Linked DNA regions of Mus musculus: region 2 is linked to region 1. The links are chromatin loops, found by intact Hi-C in ENCODE. Cell type or tissue: gastrocnemius. All regions are shown on one strand. Each heading gives the region's core, and the rest is flanking DNA. Links, peaks and the distances in the headings are about the cores only.

Region 1 (8,404 bases), core at 342-8,341:
ACTGAGTCAAATGTTTGAGTTCACATCAAAACTTAAAATAATTTGAATTGAATGAAATCAGAAATGAGTTCCTCTGAAGATCCTAGCCACACTCCCAGGACTCATTAGTCAAGTGATTCTTGTACCTGACATATATTCATGCTGACATATAAAGCCCACATAATGTAATTCAAGAAACAGGTCTCCGCAGCAGTCACTGGAGCCGAGCCCAAATGAAAAGAAGGTAGTGTCTGATGTCTGGGAAGCTGGAATTCCAGGAACAACTCCCTGGGATAGGGATGGAGTTGTCCCAGCAAGGAAGAGAGGGAAGCTGGAGGGGGGAAACCTGGGAACACAGGTAGGGCCAGGCCAACCCAGAAACAGGACAAACACAGGTAGGTATTTGGTCCTTGGTCCCTGGCTGCTGGTTCTTTCCTAGCTCGCCTTCCCCAGGTAAATGTCTTTCTTCTCTTCGACCAGCACCTCATCCTCTATCCCGTTTGTCTCCCTCTGCAGGGTTTGGCATCAGCACTAAACTGTGGGATTACTTTTTCCACACCCTCATTCCAGAGGAAGCCCACCCGAAGATGCAGTGACAACCCCTAGACCCTCTGTTCTGCCCTCGGTCTATCCCCAGACCCCACCCATGTCCTACCCCCCACCTCCACCTAGACCTGCTGAGGTCAGCTTGGCCAGGCATGACGGGCTCTGTCTAGCCCTGGGGCCTGGTGGAGACCTGAAAGCAGGGCTTCCCTTCCGGCTTCCTGTGTGAGGATAGCATCCTCTTGATAGCCGTGGCCCTTGGGGACTGGCTCATTCCCAGAGAATGATGGCCTCCCCGTTGGCATTCCTGCCTAAGCTTCAGCCCTCAGTGCTGTTTCAGGGTCCAGACATTGGCCCCAAGGGGCATGAAGGAAACTGACCCCACCTGTGCCTTAGAACCCTGGGCTCCCTGGGGGCTTCCCCATGCAGCAGAGGGACCGGTGTCACAGCAGAAGCATGGCATGCAGGCCTGTGGCCACATCGTATTCTCCTGTCCTTTCTTGGGAGAGTTTGATGATTCAGAAGTAAATGAAGGGCTATTCCAAGAAGAAACAGCATGATGCCTCCCACAGGCCATTCCCAGACCCCAGGACAGCCACTATGGGCCCTGCCAACCCCAGATACCAGCTGTACTATCAGCTGCGGAAGTAATCCAGTACTTGTCTGCCTGGGCAGAAAGCACAAGGGTGCCTGGCATCCTCTGCAAGGCTGACAGGAGCCCTGGCCCTTGTCTTTGGGGATCAGCAGTGGCTTTCTCTGTCTCCTCTCTCCCTGCCCAAACCACAAAACCGCTCCCCAACAGAGGCTGGAGAAGTCTACGTTGGTGAGAGCCCCAGCCTAGCCCCGGTCATACTTGGCCTCCATCTGCACAGGTAGAAACCTGCCCCACTCAGGACCCTCCCAGAAGTGCCTCCTGAAGCCAAGAAGGGACTTGTATGTGGTGCCTTATCACCCACCCTCTCCCACCCAGACTGTCCTTCCTTGTAACCAGAGCCCTCACTGCTCCTGAGTCTTATTTATAAGCTACATAAATATTTTTAATCTGGCCCCAAATGAAGTAGCTGGTCAGATGGCCCTTTCTAATCCTATGTATTGAGCTTATGTAAAAGACAAAAAAAAATCATCTTGCCTTCCTTTTTGTTCCTTTCTTACCCACAAGCGATTACTACTTGAAACTTATCAAAAACCCAATGGGTGCAAAGACTAAAGAGAGGCAGTGTGACCAGTCTATGATTTGTACTGTTTACGGTGAAGCTATCTAGAGATTTTTGGGATAAATATACAAAACTGCACTTGTGAAATAAAGATGTAAATAAATTGTATATTTTGAAAAATAAAACATTGAGAAGAAACCAGCAAAGACCCATTGGTGTTTGTTGATGGTGACTGGACTCCATTATCACTAGGAAGGAGGGACACTGACTGGTCTAGAAGGAGGAAGATGTTATCACTCTGAGCAAGTTGTACCCAGTTTCTGGACAATGGGATAATAAAAAGCTGACAGGCTGGGTATGGTCATAGTATATGCCTTTAATCCCAGCAGAGGCAGAAGCAGGTGGATGTGTTGAGTTCAGTGCCTGCCTAGTCTACAAAGTTCCAGGACAGCAAGGGCTACACAGAGAAATCCCATCTCAAACAACAAACAATGAAAAACCAAAAAGTTCCCCCATCCCTCAATACCTACCCACTGCCCACAGTTCCTCAGTATAAACTCTAGCCCGGCAATCATCTATGCTGGGATTTTGGCTAACTTGATCTTGGATAGGTCTTACACAGGTGACCACAGCTACTGTGAGGTCATGATTTCAATAACATATAAAAAAAAGTAGTAAAAATAAAAATTAAAAAAACAATAAACATATAAAACATGTAAACATAAAAAAGACAGCATCTCCCAGCATTCCTCATTCTCTATGCCTCCTCTTCTGTGATGTTTCCTGAACACAGTGATGTGGAGTTAATATAGACACTCTGGGGCTAGAGAGATGGCTCTGTGGTTAAGAGCATTGATTGCTCTTCTTAAGGTCCTGAGTTCTAATCCCAGCAACCACATGGTGGCTCACAACCATCTGTAATGAGAACTGATGCCCTCTTCTGGGATGTCTGAAGACAGCTACAGTGTACTCACATACATACATACATACATACATACATACATACATACATGCATTTAAGAAAAATAATACATTTCTGTTTTAGTCCCAGGTGTAGGACATGGGGCTGCTTCAGACTTCAGACTGTCCACAGCAGCTGACTATGTTACCTCTTGCTGTAGCAGGGGCGCCATTTTGACAGTGGCAGACAGTTCTCAGCGATCGTGTGACTCTGGGAATTTGGGGGACTCTTCAGAGAGTATATAAACGCTAGGGCCCCAAGAGCTGGATGTCTTTTTTTTTTAAGGTAGTCTTGTGCAAAGAAGAAACAAGAACAAGAAGAAACTAGATATCCTGAAGAGCAAACTTGTCCCCCAAAAACTTGATACCCCTACGCAGCAGAAAGTACTCTAACAGTAAAGATGTCGGTTTTCCCAATCTATCCTTTTTTTCTCTCCTATCTAGTGTTAGGAGGTTGAAACAGTGGAAGAAATGGGTTGGAGAAGGGTGGAAGAAAAAAAGAACCCACCAATAGCAAAGGCAGGCTACAGGGGGTAGCCAAAGGCAATAAATAGCATTTAAACAATCTATCCAACCTCAGCAGAAATTCAAGAAAGCATGTTCAAAAGAACTCATTAAATTCTGATCAGAGCAAAGCAAATACACACATTGTCTCTTATTGATCTAGCAATTGTTCTTGCCTGAGCACCTAGCGCCAGCCAGGTGTTAGCACTCCCCAGACCACTGGGTCTTTGGGTGGCGGGAGGAACTACCCCTCAGTTCTGTTCTATTGCATTCTTTCTTTAGCTCTGAACTCTGATCTCTGCTTTGTACTTTGTATCCTTTTGCCTTGTGCACAGAACAATAAGCTACATGTAGCAAAGCCCAGTATAAGTAAGTCAGCCTTGTCTCCGTCAGATCTGCCTAGGAACAGTTGGGTTTTTGCCTTCTGGTCCCTGGACTCTGCTGCCCTCTGGTGACAGCATGCAGCCCCGCCTTGTTAGGGCAGTCTTCAGAGTTCCTGTTTAGAAACCATGCTTGTGTGATTAGTTTTAAAACTTCCCGTCTTGTTCTCTGGTCTAACTTCCCTGTCTTATCTACTGTTTGGGGAGGAAATGAATACTCTCGTGTGGATTTCCAAACAGCCGCAGTGGCTGGAATTTCCCTCACAGGTATTCTGCCCAATGAATGAGTTGAATCTATAATGCATATTTCAGAATAAGTGTAATCCTTGGGAAATGCTGGAGCTCCTATCTTCATCCCACACACACAGAAAGCTAACACAAAAGAGGGGATCCCAGCTTCTCCTAGGCTCTGTGGAATACAAAACCTCCAACAAGAACAACAGTGAAGATGACACAGGACACGATTGAGAGGTAAGAAACAGTGGTTGGGGGAGGGTTAACTTTGAGAAGCATCAGAGAAACACGCCAGGTTCATTTACTTGAAGACAAGACACCAGAGTCTTTATACACTAGTCAGTCCCTTCCCCCATTAGCTTAAGATTCTCTTTGAGGGCATCACCTGTCTTTATTTATAGCCACCCCTGCCATCCATCTGTCTTAGTCCATTTTGTGTAGCTATAACAAAATGCCTGAGAGTCGGTACTTTATTAAGAAAAGAGGTTTATGTCACTGACTGTTTTGGAGGCTGAAAGTCCAAGGTTGAATGGCCCCATCTGTTTGGTTTCTGGCTATGTCTCACACAAATACAAAATGAAATCTTTAAAATTAAAAAAAAATTTAATGAAATTAAAATTCTGTGCAACACACCAAGAAGAACTACCATAAGAAAGGTGTTTTCATTAAGAGTTTCTATTGCTCTGATGAAACACCATGGCTAAAGAAACTTGAGGAGGAAAGGGTTTGTTGAGCTTACACTTCCACACTGCTGTATACTTGCTGATGCAGACACCATGGAAGAATCCTGCTTACTGGCTTCATGGCGTGTTCAGCCGGCTTTCTTATAGAACCCAAGACCACCAGCCCACGATGGCACCACCCACTTTGGGCTAGGCCCTCCCCCACTGATCATAATTAAGACAATGGCTTACAGCTGGATCTAATGGAGGCATTTTCTCAATTGACGTTCCCTCCTTTCAGATAACTCTAGCTTGTATCAAGTTAACATAAAAGTAGAAAGCAGAGAAGGGCTGAAAGAATCACTGTGCAGAAGAGATACACAGAGAGAGACATCAGACACTGGGCTTTGAGATGTGTTGAGCCCTGCTTGCTCTTCCAATCCATGTTCTATTCCACTCAGCACCTGTGGAGGCGGATCAGTGTGCACGCCTGTGTTTATTTTGCCCTGTTCTCAAAACACAAGACAAGGGATGAGTCAACAGATGGGGGAGTAAAGCCAGCTGTTTGCCTCCAAAAGTTTTGCTGCTTTTGTGTATCAACTTGTCACAAGCTAGAGTCATCAGAGAGGAAGGAGCCTCAGTTGAGGAAATGCCCCCATGAGATCCAGCTGTAGGGCAGTTTCTCAATTAGTGATCAATGGGGGAGGGCCCAGCCCATGGTGGTGCCATCCCTCAGCTGGTGTCCTGAGTTCCATAAGAAAGCAGGCTGAGCAAGCCACATGAAGCAAGCCAGTAAGCAGTACTCCTCCATGGCCTGTGCATCAGTGCCTGCCTCCAGGTTCCTGCCCTGTTTGAGTTCCTGTCCTGACTTCCTTTGGTGATGAACAGCCAAGTGGAAGTGTAAGCTGAATAAATTCTTTCCTCCCAACTTGCTCTTTCGTCATGATGTTTTGCCACAGCAATAAACACCCTGACTACAACAGTTGCTCTTATAGAGGAGCCAGATTCAATACCTAGCACCCATATAGTCTTCACAACCATCTGTAACTCCAGTCCCAAGGGACCAGACACCCTCTTCTGGCTTCCAGGGGCCCTACATATACATGGTATACACATGTATATGCAAGCAAAACACCTGTGAAGTAATTTAAGTATTAGAATAAAATAAGATGTTGATGCAATAGAGGAGTCACCCTATGGCTTCCACATACACCTGCTTAGGTGAGTGTGCACACACACCCACACATACACACAGACACATGAGTGTGCACACACAAACACACAGACACATGAGGGTGCACACACACATACATGCATACACACACATAAACACATACATACACACATAAACACATGAGCACACATGAACACAGACACAGACACATAAACACACACACACACACATAAGACAACCACACACATAGACACACATATACACACAAAAACACACACACACATACACACACAACACACCCATCTGATCATACTCACTTAAAATGTTTCAAGAATTTTCTCAGTAAGAAAAGATTTCTATATTTAATTCTGCTTATTTCACACCATTTTCTAAAACTGTTATTAGTTCTGTTTTACATTTAGATCTACAATCCTTTGGGGTTAATTTTTATAGACGGGTTGCAGCCGGTTTGTCCTTAGTTGTTATTCCTTTGCCATTTGGATACCAAATATTGAACAAGGAATTTGTAATACATATACTCTCAAGATTTGTCAATAAAAAATAACAGAAGATACAGACATTCATCAAAGAAGCAATTACTTATGGCAAAGAACCCATGAAAGATATTTAGCATCATTGGTCAACAAGAAAATGCCAATTAAAGTCACTTTGAGATATCCACACACTATTTAAATAGCTTTTAATAATGAAAAAACAACAGCAAGAGAACAAGGCTCTGGCGAGGATTCAGAGAAAATGGGTCTCGTGCACATTGATGGTGGGATGCTAGTAAATCCACTACAAAAGCTTTCACACCGGATGCTTCCAGCTCTAGCAGGTCAGTGAGCCCAGTTCTGCTACTGTTATGGTTGACTGGTGAGAGTTCACACAATTACCCACTTCTTCTGACCATGGCCTTGAGCAGAGTGGAGGCTGCCTTCTGACCTAGAACTTCAAGTGCTGACCTCTCCCCCATGGAATCTGGCTGACTACCCCATGAATCTAGTAAGTTTCTATGAAGACTACATCTTTCTTTGTCGTTAATTTGTGCATGTGTGTAAGCATATGTCCATGGTGAGAGTATGGTCAGAGGGCACCTTGCAGGACATTTTTTTCTCTCTCCTTTCGTTCACTGTGTGAGTCCCAGGTGAACTCTCACTTAGAGGCATGCACTTTTACCTGCTGAGCCATCTCGCTGGCCCTGGAGTCACACATTTCCCAGATTTTCCCTCCTCTGCCTTTGCCAGGAGAGTTGACTCACAATATATCATCTCTGTGATGGTTTGTAAATGCTTAGGCCAGGGAGTGGCACTATTAGGAGTGGTAGCCTTGTTGGAGTAGGTGTGTCACAGTGGGAGTGGGCTATAATACCCTAGTCCTAGCTGCTAGGAAGTCAGTACTCTGCTAACAGCCTTCAGATGAAGATGTAGAACTCTCATTTCCTCCTGCACCATGCCTGCCTGCATGATGCCATGTTCCAGCCTTGATAATAATGGACTGAACCTCTGAACCTGTAAGCCAGCCCCACTTAAATGTCTTTATAACAGTTGCCTTGGTCATGGTGCCTGTTCACAGCAGTAAAACCCTAACTAAGGCAGGCACATACATAAATCTCTAGACCTAAGACAACTGACAAGGGAGAACAATTACAAAGTGGGCCTGATGGCCCGAGTCTGTTATTCCAGCCACATGGGAGGCTAAGAAAGCAGGGATCACAAAAGTTCAAGACCTCCTCAGGTAACTTAGAGAGACATTGTCACAAAACAAAGAGGGGGCTGGCTCGGTGATAGGGAACTTGCCTAGCAAACACAGAATCCTGGGTTCAATCCACAGCACCACAGAAAAGAAGTGTGGTGGTGCACTTCTGTTATCCCAGGATGAAGGAGGGGAGGCTGGAGGACCAACAGTCTAAGAACACTCTTGGCTACACAGTGAATTCCATGCCAGCCTGGGCTACATGAGATCTTGTGGGGAATGTCTGTGGGGAGAAAGGGCAAAAAAAAAAAAAAAAGAGAGAGAGAGAAAATGGAGCAGGTGCAATGGCTCAGTGGTTAAGAGCACTGACTGCTCTTCCACAGGTTATGAGTTCAAGTCCCAGCAACCACATGGTGGCTCACAACCATCTGTAATGGGTTCTGATGCCCTCTTCTGGTATGTCTGAAGACAATGACAGTGTACTCACATAATATAAAATAAATAAATCTTTAATAAAGAAAAGAAGTGAGAAAACAGGTAAACTAAGCCCCCCAGACATCCCTGAACTATGTTGCCTCAAAGTAAAATGTCTCCCCATACAATTTATTTCTATTCTTTCCCAGCTATATAGCATGAGTCAGCCAACGGCATTTTCTTCTTTCTTTCCTTCCTCTTTTTAAATTTTGTTTTAGTTTTATTTTTGAGATATATATCTCAACATATATCTGAGTGTGTGTGTGTGTGTGTGTGTGTGTGTGTGTGTGTGTAGAGCTTTAGCGCTCTTGGAACTGGATTTGTAAACTAGGTTGGCCTCGAACTCACAGAGATCCTGAGTGCTGGGACTCAAGGTCTGTGCCACCACCAACTAGCTAATGAAAGGTTATTTCTTATACTAGCTAACTGGGGGTATAACTGACAAATAATAAACTCATCTTGAAAAATAACAAAGTTTGGAGATGACCTTAGAAGGGGAAAAAAAGGAACTGACCCCTACTTGGGTAACTTCACACTCCCTTAAACTTCCTCCATTACTCTCCATCCCCTGCCCCAGGATTATTCAACACAAAGCAGCTAAAGGAACCGCCTCAGCACTTCTACGGGTTACCTCCATTTTTATGT
Region 2 (8,404 bases), core at 235-8,234, 96 kb before region 1:
GCCCCAAGTGGGAGCCCAGAGGCAAAGCAGCCTGGGAGGGCATGAGGAAGCTGTGAGACTTCCCGGATGGAGCTGAGAGACAGGGCACAAGGTTGCAGAGGCCCATAGAGGCCAGGAAGGGCTTAAGGAAGCTGAGGGACTTATCGGACAGCTTCTGAGAGGAGGAGACAAGGGAACAGGGAGGGTCCCAGTGAAGGGAGAGGAGCAAGTGTCTTAAGAACTAGAGAGCCTCTGGACACGCCTTTAATCCCAGCACAGAGGCAGAGGCAGGTGGTTCGAGACCAGCCTGGTCTGCGGAGTGAGTTCCAAAACAGCCAGGGCTACACAGAGAAACCCTGTCTTGAAGTCCCCCCTCCAAAAAAAATTAAAGAACTAGAGAGCTGCCCTCACAGTGGGGCCCCAGAGGACACAGCAGGCTCCAGGAGCCAGAGAGAGAACACTTACCCATAGACGAGGAGAGGCAGGTGGTTAGAGCAGATGGAGGGAAGAAGCTACCAAAGAGGCAGACTCTAGAATTCGGAACCAAATATGGATGGCAGAAGCCAGCAGAAACTAATGACCCGCACACACTTCTAGAGAGTCAGATTGGCAACTTGAGTCAGTTTGAAATGCTGAGACATTGTGATAAAAACTGCATGGTACTGACAAGTAGACCAATGGAATAGAATTGAAGACCCAGAAATGAACCCACACACCTATGGTCACTTGATCTTCGACAAGGGAGCTAAAACCATCCAGTAGAAGAAAGACAGCATTTTCAACAATTGGTGCTGGCACAACTGGTTGTTATCATGTAGAAGAATGCGCATCGATCCATACTTATCTCCTTGTACTAAGGTCAAATCTAAGTGGATCAAGGAACTTCACATAAAACCAGAGACACTGAAACTTATAGAGGAGAAAGTGGGGAAAAGCCTTGAAGATATGGGCACAGGGGAAAAATTCCTGAACAGAACAGCAATGGCTTGTGCTGTAAGATCGAGAATTGACAAATGGGACCTAATGAAACTCCAAAGTTTCTGCAAGGCAAAAGACACCGTCAATAAGACAAAAAGACCACCAACAGATTGGGAAAGGATCTTTACCTATCCTAAATCAGATAGGGGACTAATATCCAACATATATACAGAACTCAAGAAGGTGGACTTCAGAAAATCAAATAACCCCATTAAAAAATGGGGCTCAGAACTGAACAAAGAATTCTCACCTGAGGAATACCGAATGGCAGAGAAGCACCTGAAAAAAATGTTCAACATCCTTAATCATCAGGGAAATGCAAATCAAAACAACCCTGAGATTCCACCTCACACCAGTCAGAATGGCTAAGATCAAAAATTCAGGTGACAGCAGATGCTGGCGTGGATGTGGAGAAAGAGGAACACCTCCTCCATTGTTGGTGGGATTGCAGGCTTGTACAACCACTCTGGAAATCAGTCTGGCGGTTCCTCAGGAAATTGGACATAGTACTACCGGAGGATCCAGCAATACCTCTCCTGGGCATATATCCAGAAGATGCCCCAACTGGTAAGAAGGACACATGCTCCACTATGTTCATAGCAGCCTTATTTATAATAGCCAGAAGCTGGAAAGAACCCAGATGCCCCTCAACAGAGGAATGGATACAGAAAATGTGGTACATCTACACAATGGAGTACTACTCAGCTATTAAAAAGAATGAATTTATGAAATTCCTAGCCAAATGGATGGACCTGGAGGGCATCATCCTGAGTGAGGTAACACATTCACAAAGGAACTCACACAATATGTACTCACTGATAAGTGGATATTAGCCCAAAACCTAGGATACCCAAGATATAAGATACAATTTCCTAAACACATGAAACTCAAGAAAAATGAAGACTGAAATGTGGACACTATGCCCCTCCTTAGAAGTGGGAACAAAACACCCTGGGAAGGAGTTACAGAGACAAAGTTTGGAGCTGAGATGAAAGGATGGTCCATGTAGAGACTGCCATATCCAGGGATCCACCCCATAATCAGCATCCAAACGCTGACACCATTGCATACACTAGCAAGATTTTATCGAAAGGACCCAGATGTAGCTGTCTCTTGTGAGACTATGCCGGGGCCTAGCAAACACAGAAGTGGATGCTCACAGTCAGCTAATGGAGGATGCTCCCAATGGGGGTGGGTGGGTATGGGGGACTTTTGGTATAGCATTGGAAATGTAAATGAGCTAAATACCTAATAAAAATGGGAAAAAAAAGCCAGCAACATGACTCAGTGAGTTAAGGAGATCACGGCTAAACCTGACAAATTTGCACTCTTGGTTCAGAGACAATTTCTGTCCTAAGGTAACAAAATGGAGAGCAATAGAGGAAGACACCGAGCATCACGCTTCAGCATGCACCAGACCGCAGAGGGAAAATGCAGCTTTTTATTCCTTCGTAAAAATTTTACTCCTATAGCAGCATAAATCGCCGTCAGCCTCCAGTTCCTGCCCTCTGCTTTGCTGTGTTAAGCTAAGACTGGATATGAAGCACAGAGAAACAGTGATGTGTAAACAACAGGTCTTCCCTTGGAGTCTTTTTTTTTGTCTGTCTGCTTTGACTTGTTATCCAGAACAGCTTTTATTTGTCTGTCTGTCTGTCTGTTTATATTTTGTTGTTATTTGGGTTTTTTTCTTCTTTGGAGGTAAGAACTGGTGTGAGCTATGAGTGCCCTTTGAACTCCCACCATGAGTGAGCGTTGGTTTAAAGGCCCCAGGGCCAGGCCAATGGTATTTTCTTAATTTAGAGAGAATCACTGATAGAACCCAAGGCTATCTATCTGTATACCTCCCAGACTTAATATACGGAGATCAGAAACAGAAGAAAATGTAAGAAGATATTTAGGTGTCCAGCATAATAAACCGATTTCTTTCTTATAGGGAAAATATCTCAACAGCTAATGTTCTTTTGGCTGGGATTACAGGATAAGCCGCCATCCCTGGTTTAAATGCTGGTTGGAGTTAGAGATCCTGGAAACAGGTAACAACATACGGCTTCCAGATCCAGGGCTTCTGAACATTCATGCGCATGAGTGTTTTTGCCTGCATGCATGTACCTGCGCCACATGCCTGGCACCTCTGGAGTCCAGAAGAGGGTGTTGGGTCTCTTGGAACTAGAACTATAGACAGTCGTGAGCCACCACGAGGGGACTGGGAATGGAACCCAGGTAGTTCCTCCACTAGAGTAACAAGGGCTCTTAGCCACGGAGCTGTCTCTCATGGCTTCCAAGCTGAAATTTAACAGCAGGTGGCAGCAGAGCACCTACAAATCTGAGCGTTTCCATCTGAAAGCAGGAGAAAAAGCCCAGAGTTATCCAAACAGGCCAAAACCTGCTTCTCCAGTTGTAAACCGAAAGGTCCGTGCTCCAGTCACCGTCCTCTTTCCAGGATCAACATAGTCAGAAGAGGGAAGGTTTGCTTCGGCTCCCCGTTGGAGGGTCCAGTCCCTCATGGTGGGGAGTCATGGTTCTAGAAACTTCAGGCTGCTGGTCTCACTGTGTCTGTAGTCAGGAGGCAGAGAGGTGGATGCCTGGCAGCCTCAGCTCACAGGCTTCCTTTTCTTTTGTCTCTCTCTCAAGACCACAGACCAGGGCTTTTTGTTGGGTCTTCATCCTATCCAGTAAAGTGTGAGATGTTCTCTGTTTGTCCAGTCCATTCAGTGACTGAAGAAATATAGGCCCCTTCCAACAGAGAAAAGCCAAGGGAAATCCTACCTTTCGTTAGGTATGAACGACTTCTCCCGTTATCGTTTAAATTAAACCACTTAGCATTTTTAGCTGCATTTTACATTTCTAAAACTTTAGGTGGGGAAGAGCTGCTACCATGGCACGTGAGTTGGGAGACAACCTTTGGGAGTTGGTTCCTACCTTCCACTGTGAGGGTTCTGGGGATTGGCCCCTTACGTCAGTGACATAATTTAATTAAGTGAGAAACACAGTTTAACGATTTATTTATTTATTATTAGATATTTTCTTCATTTACATTTCAAATGCTATCCCATTTCCTATTTTCCTGTCCGAAAGTCCCCTATAACCCCCCTGCTCCCCAACCCACCTATTCCTGCTTCCTTATGTATATGAGTACAGCATTGCTCTCTTCAGATACACCAGAAGAGGGCATCAGATCCCATTACAGATGGTTGTGAGGCACCATGTGGTTGCTAGGAATAGAACTCAGAACCTCTGGAAGAGCAGTCAGTGCTCTTAACCACTGAGCCATCTCTCCAGCCCAAGAAACACAATTTAAATATGGTTGTTTAGTAAGAAAACAGAGTGTGGCCAAATCTTATCTCAAGCTTAGTCACGGGGTGATTGGCTTAGGGGCATCCACCAAGCTCACAGAAGACGACGAAGATGACAGGAAGTGGTGGGAGAATCCTGAGTGGACTGGAAGATGAAAATAAGGGTAGTGATGCTAACACACGCTGGTCATCTTAGCACTTGGTGGGCAGAGGCACAGGAATCACTTCGAGTTCAGAGCCAGACAGGCCTACCGTGGTGAGGCCTGGGTCAAAAATATAAACAAAGAAAGAGAAAGAGAGAAAGAGAGAAAAAGAAAGAAAGAAAGAAAGAAAGAAAGAAAGAAAGAAAGAAAGAAAGAAAGAAAGAAAGAGAAAGAAAGAAAGAAAAAGGAGGGGAGGAGGGAGGGAGGGAGAGAGAGAGATAGTGGATGACTGGGGCCAGTGAGGTGGGATAGCAGCTTACCTGGATTCAAGACAAACTTCAGGACCCACACAGTGGAAGAAGAGAACCAACCCGTCCAAGTTACCCTCTGACCTCCACACATGCCCCTCGGTCCCTACGCAGAAAAAAACAAACAAAACAACAACAACAACAAAAAACTAATGTAATGCAATTCTCTCAAAACTGAGATTGGAGCAGTTTTTGCTGTCCTTTGGACTGATTTCTCTCGCTCTGTCACATCATGACACAGCATGATTTAACAGCAAGACTGAGGGGCCATTTCTGCACAGACTCACCAGAAAGCACTCTTGTAAGGCTGGTTCAGGAAAGTCGGGTGTGGTGGCACACTAGGGAGGCAGAGCAGGCAGATCTCTGTGATCAGCCTGGTTGACATCGAGAGTTCCAAGACAGCCAGGGCTACACAGAGGAGATTTGTTTCAAAACAACAAAAGCTGCGGTAGCTGAACCCAGGTGCGGTGGTACATGTCTATAATCCCAGCACTCCGGAAGCAGAGGCAGGAGGATCAGTTAAGGTCATCCTCGGCTGTATATCCAGTTCAAAGTAGATTTAGACACATGAGGAAAATCTTGGCTTTCAATGACTAGCAGTGACTTGGTTAATTCTATATTTCTACAGTGAAAACCACTAGTAGTAGAGCCAAGTTATGAGGATCCTGCTCTCAGTTGGCAGCAGGGAAAGTAATACACAATAGGAGCCTTGCTCACGATGTGTGTCTAGGGAAGGAGAGAGCCAGCCTGTGTCATGCTCAGGAGCTGCTATGTCCTCAGAAGGCAGAAAACACAAAACAAACGAAAGCTCCATTCCCCCCGACTAATAAGATGAGAAGAACTTTCTTGTTCATGGGGAATCTATAGAAAGAAGTAATAAAAAGAAATGTAAATATAATATGGATGGAGCAGGCTCTATTTAAGAATAAATATGTATATGCATATCCATACATGCAAGCAATATCAGTCAGTGTGGAAAGGGCCATGGATTTGAAGGAGACGGAGAAAGGCAGTCATCTCCATTAAATCTGAAGTGTTCCCTGCTACCTTCCCCTATTTTTACCCTTTCCTGTCAATGTTTTAAAAAGTATGCCACCCACAATGACCTTGTGTCTTTGTTGTTTTAGGGAGTTACAGGGGACCAGAGGTCAGGACCGTACCAAGGAGTCACCAAGAGAAAAGAGCAAATGTAGGTGCTAATTCTGAATGCAGGCCAAGCATGGTTGGCAAGGGAGTGCCACTTTGGGCTAGCTGGGTAAATCCTGAGGTGCTGAAGAAAGCTGGCACAAGGTCAGGCGTGGCGCTGCTTGTCTGTGATGTTAGCACTTGAGAGGCTGAGGCAAGAGGGCCAATGTGAGTTCAAAGTCACCCAAGGTTGTGGGGAGCTGGTGTGGCGGCAGTCCCAAAGGCGCCAGGGACTGCAGCTAAGTCATATGACTTGCACCTGACTTCCTCATATAAGACACAAACATCTTGAGTGCTGCGCAGGTGTACCAGGATACAGGTGAATCCAATTTGGTGGAGATTTGCCCCTGCTGCCCTGATTAGCTGAAGCCTTGTGACTGGCAAGGGGGCGTGGCCTGCAGTATGTGGATGAGAGAGAGTATAAAAGGAGTGAGAGGCCCAGGGTTCGGGGGAGATATAAACAAGAAGAATCAGGACTGAATAAACTGCTGTTAGAAGGACTGGTGGTCGCGTCATTCTTGCTGGTCGAGAGCGGGCGCGACACAAGGTTACACAGCAAGCCCTTGTTTCTGAAAGAATTAAAGAGACTGGCATGAATTTCTGTACCTTCATGACTTCATAAATAAAGGATTCATTTTTACATTGAGTCTATCACCTTCAATATATGTAAACAAATGTATTCTTTTCTTTCCATGTTGTCAAGAACATATAGTGTTGGACAGATGGATTAGCTGTTAGGAATCCTAGTTCACAGTTGTGTGGATTGGAATTCAGATCCTACATCCCTGTAAGTTCCTGTAACCCCAGTTCTGAGGGGGCGGGAGACAAGAGGATCACAGGGGATTGCTGGTTTCCAGCTCAATTGAAATTCAGACTCCAGCCCCAGGTTCAAGGAGAGAGCCCCATCTCAAAAGAATTAATGGAGAATGTCTGGAGAGGGCGGCAGCATCCTCCTCTGGCCTCCACGAGCTTATATCCACCCGCGCACAAGCACACACATGCAAATAAGAGAAGTTATCCCCTTCACGTAAAGCATTTTAATGTCTTCTCTTCAGCACGTTCAAATGATCAGCACCGTTTCGCTTGTGCTTTGGGGACAGGAAATACAATGAGGGTTACGCCTTGACAGATGTCTGAAACCTGAGACACTTCCTGAGTGAGTAACAGATAGTGGGTATTCACAGTGGGTACACTGGACCAAGGCATGATTCATGTTCCAAGCAAGATGGAACAGGACGGCATGAGACTGGGGCTACTCAGAAGGGCACTCGGTTTAAAATTTGTGTTAGTTTTCTGTCTCTAGGACAAATCACTGGATAGATGGTTTCAAAGAGAAATGGTTTAGCTTGATTTATGCTTTCAGAGTGTTCAGTCCCATAGTTTCTACCATTTCCCAAGGATGTCATTAAATTATAATCCCTTTGATGAGTTAATCCATCCATGAGTCCAGAGCCCCATGATTTAGATGATTCAGTCACCTTACAAAATCCTGACCTTTGACTCCTGCTGTGCCAGGGACCAAGCTTTCAACACACAAGTCCTTATGAGCCGTTCCAAATCCAAAGTCTAAGATGGATGACTTATTTCAGGATAAATCTAACCAAGGTTGACTTTGGGTCACTGAATCTCTAGAACAGCAAACCAGTGACAACCCTGTTCCATAGCCCAACTCAGGAGGTTCTGGCCCAGTTCCTCTGAGCATAGATAGATACCACCTGGCCAGGCCTGGGCCAACTCTGACCTTAAAAACCTAAAAGTGTTCTTTGTGTCACCTGTCAAAACCGAGGTCTTGAAAAGAAGTCCAGGGCTAGCAAGATGGCTCAGCAGGTAAGAGCACTGACTGCTCTTCTGAAAGTCCTGAGTTCAAATCCCAGCAACCACATGGTGGCTCACAACCATATGTAAGGAGATCCGACGTCCTCTTTTGGCGCATCTGAAGATAACTACAGTGTACTTATGTATAATAGTAAATAAATCTTTGGGCAAGGAGAGAGCAGGGACTGAGCGAGTAGAGTTGATTGGAGCAAGTGGGGTTAACCAGAGCAAGCAGAGGTCCTAAAAATTCAATTCCTAACAACCACATGAAGGCTCACAACCATCTGTACAGCCACAGTGTACTCATATACATAAAGTAAATAAATAAATCTTTAAAAACAAAAAGAAAAGAAAAGAAGTTCAGAGCTAGCTGGGTATCTCAGTGGTTAAAGGCACGTTCCATGAAAACCTGACAACCTGAGTTGGATCCCTGGGTTCCCTGATAGGATGAGAAAACCTCTTTGGACCTCTGCAAGCTCAATATGGTACATGTCACTCCCCTAATATTAAATGTGTATTGGCTGGTTTTGTGTCAACTTGACACAAGCTGGAGTTATCACAGAGAAAGGAGCTTCAGTTGAGGAAATGCCTCCATGAAATCCAGCTGTCGGGCATTTTCTCAATTAGTGATCAAGGTGGGAGGGCCCCTTGTGGGTGGTGCCATCCCTGGGCTGGTAGTCTTAGGTTCTATAAGAAAGCAAGC

Evidence for each region. Peaks named below come from ENCODE experiments on the same cell type or tissue, not always from the same donor. Only the 100,000 strongest peaks of a DNase experiment are listed, where the experiment ranks them.
Region 2: it touches region 1 in a loop (14-fold over the local background); 33 of 42 quality-filtered maps call a loop at or near these places.

Annotation. Positions count from the first base shown.
Region 1 is chr8:111,338,613-111,347,016 of GRCm38, reverse strand. Fa2h (fatty acid 2-hydroxylase) reads left to right here. Exons shown (of 7, transcript NM_178086.3): 7 at 496-1,879. The coding sequence ends at 575. Among named protein-coding and RNA genes, the nearest start is that of Mlkl, 4.6 kb to the right of the region's middle. In gastrocnemius, for the core only: no CTCF peak of the experiment used is centred there; DNase peaks (open chromatin) are centred at 853, 1,169 and 3,585; H3K4me3 peaks cover 88 bases; H3K27ac peaks cover 59 bases.
Region 2 is chr8:111,434,257-111,442,660 of GRCm38, reverse strand. No RefSeq gene overlaps it. Among named protein-coding and RNA genes, the nearest start is that of Gm24793, 20 kb to the right of the region's middle. In gastrocnemius, for the core only: a CTCF peak has its summit at 3,247 (motif pointing right); a DNase peak (open chromatin) is centred at 3,253.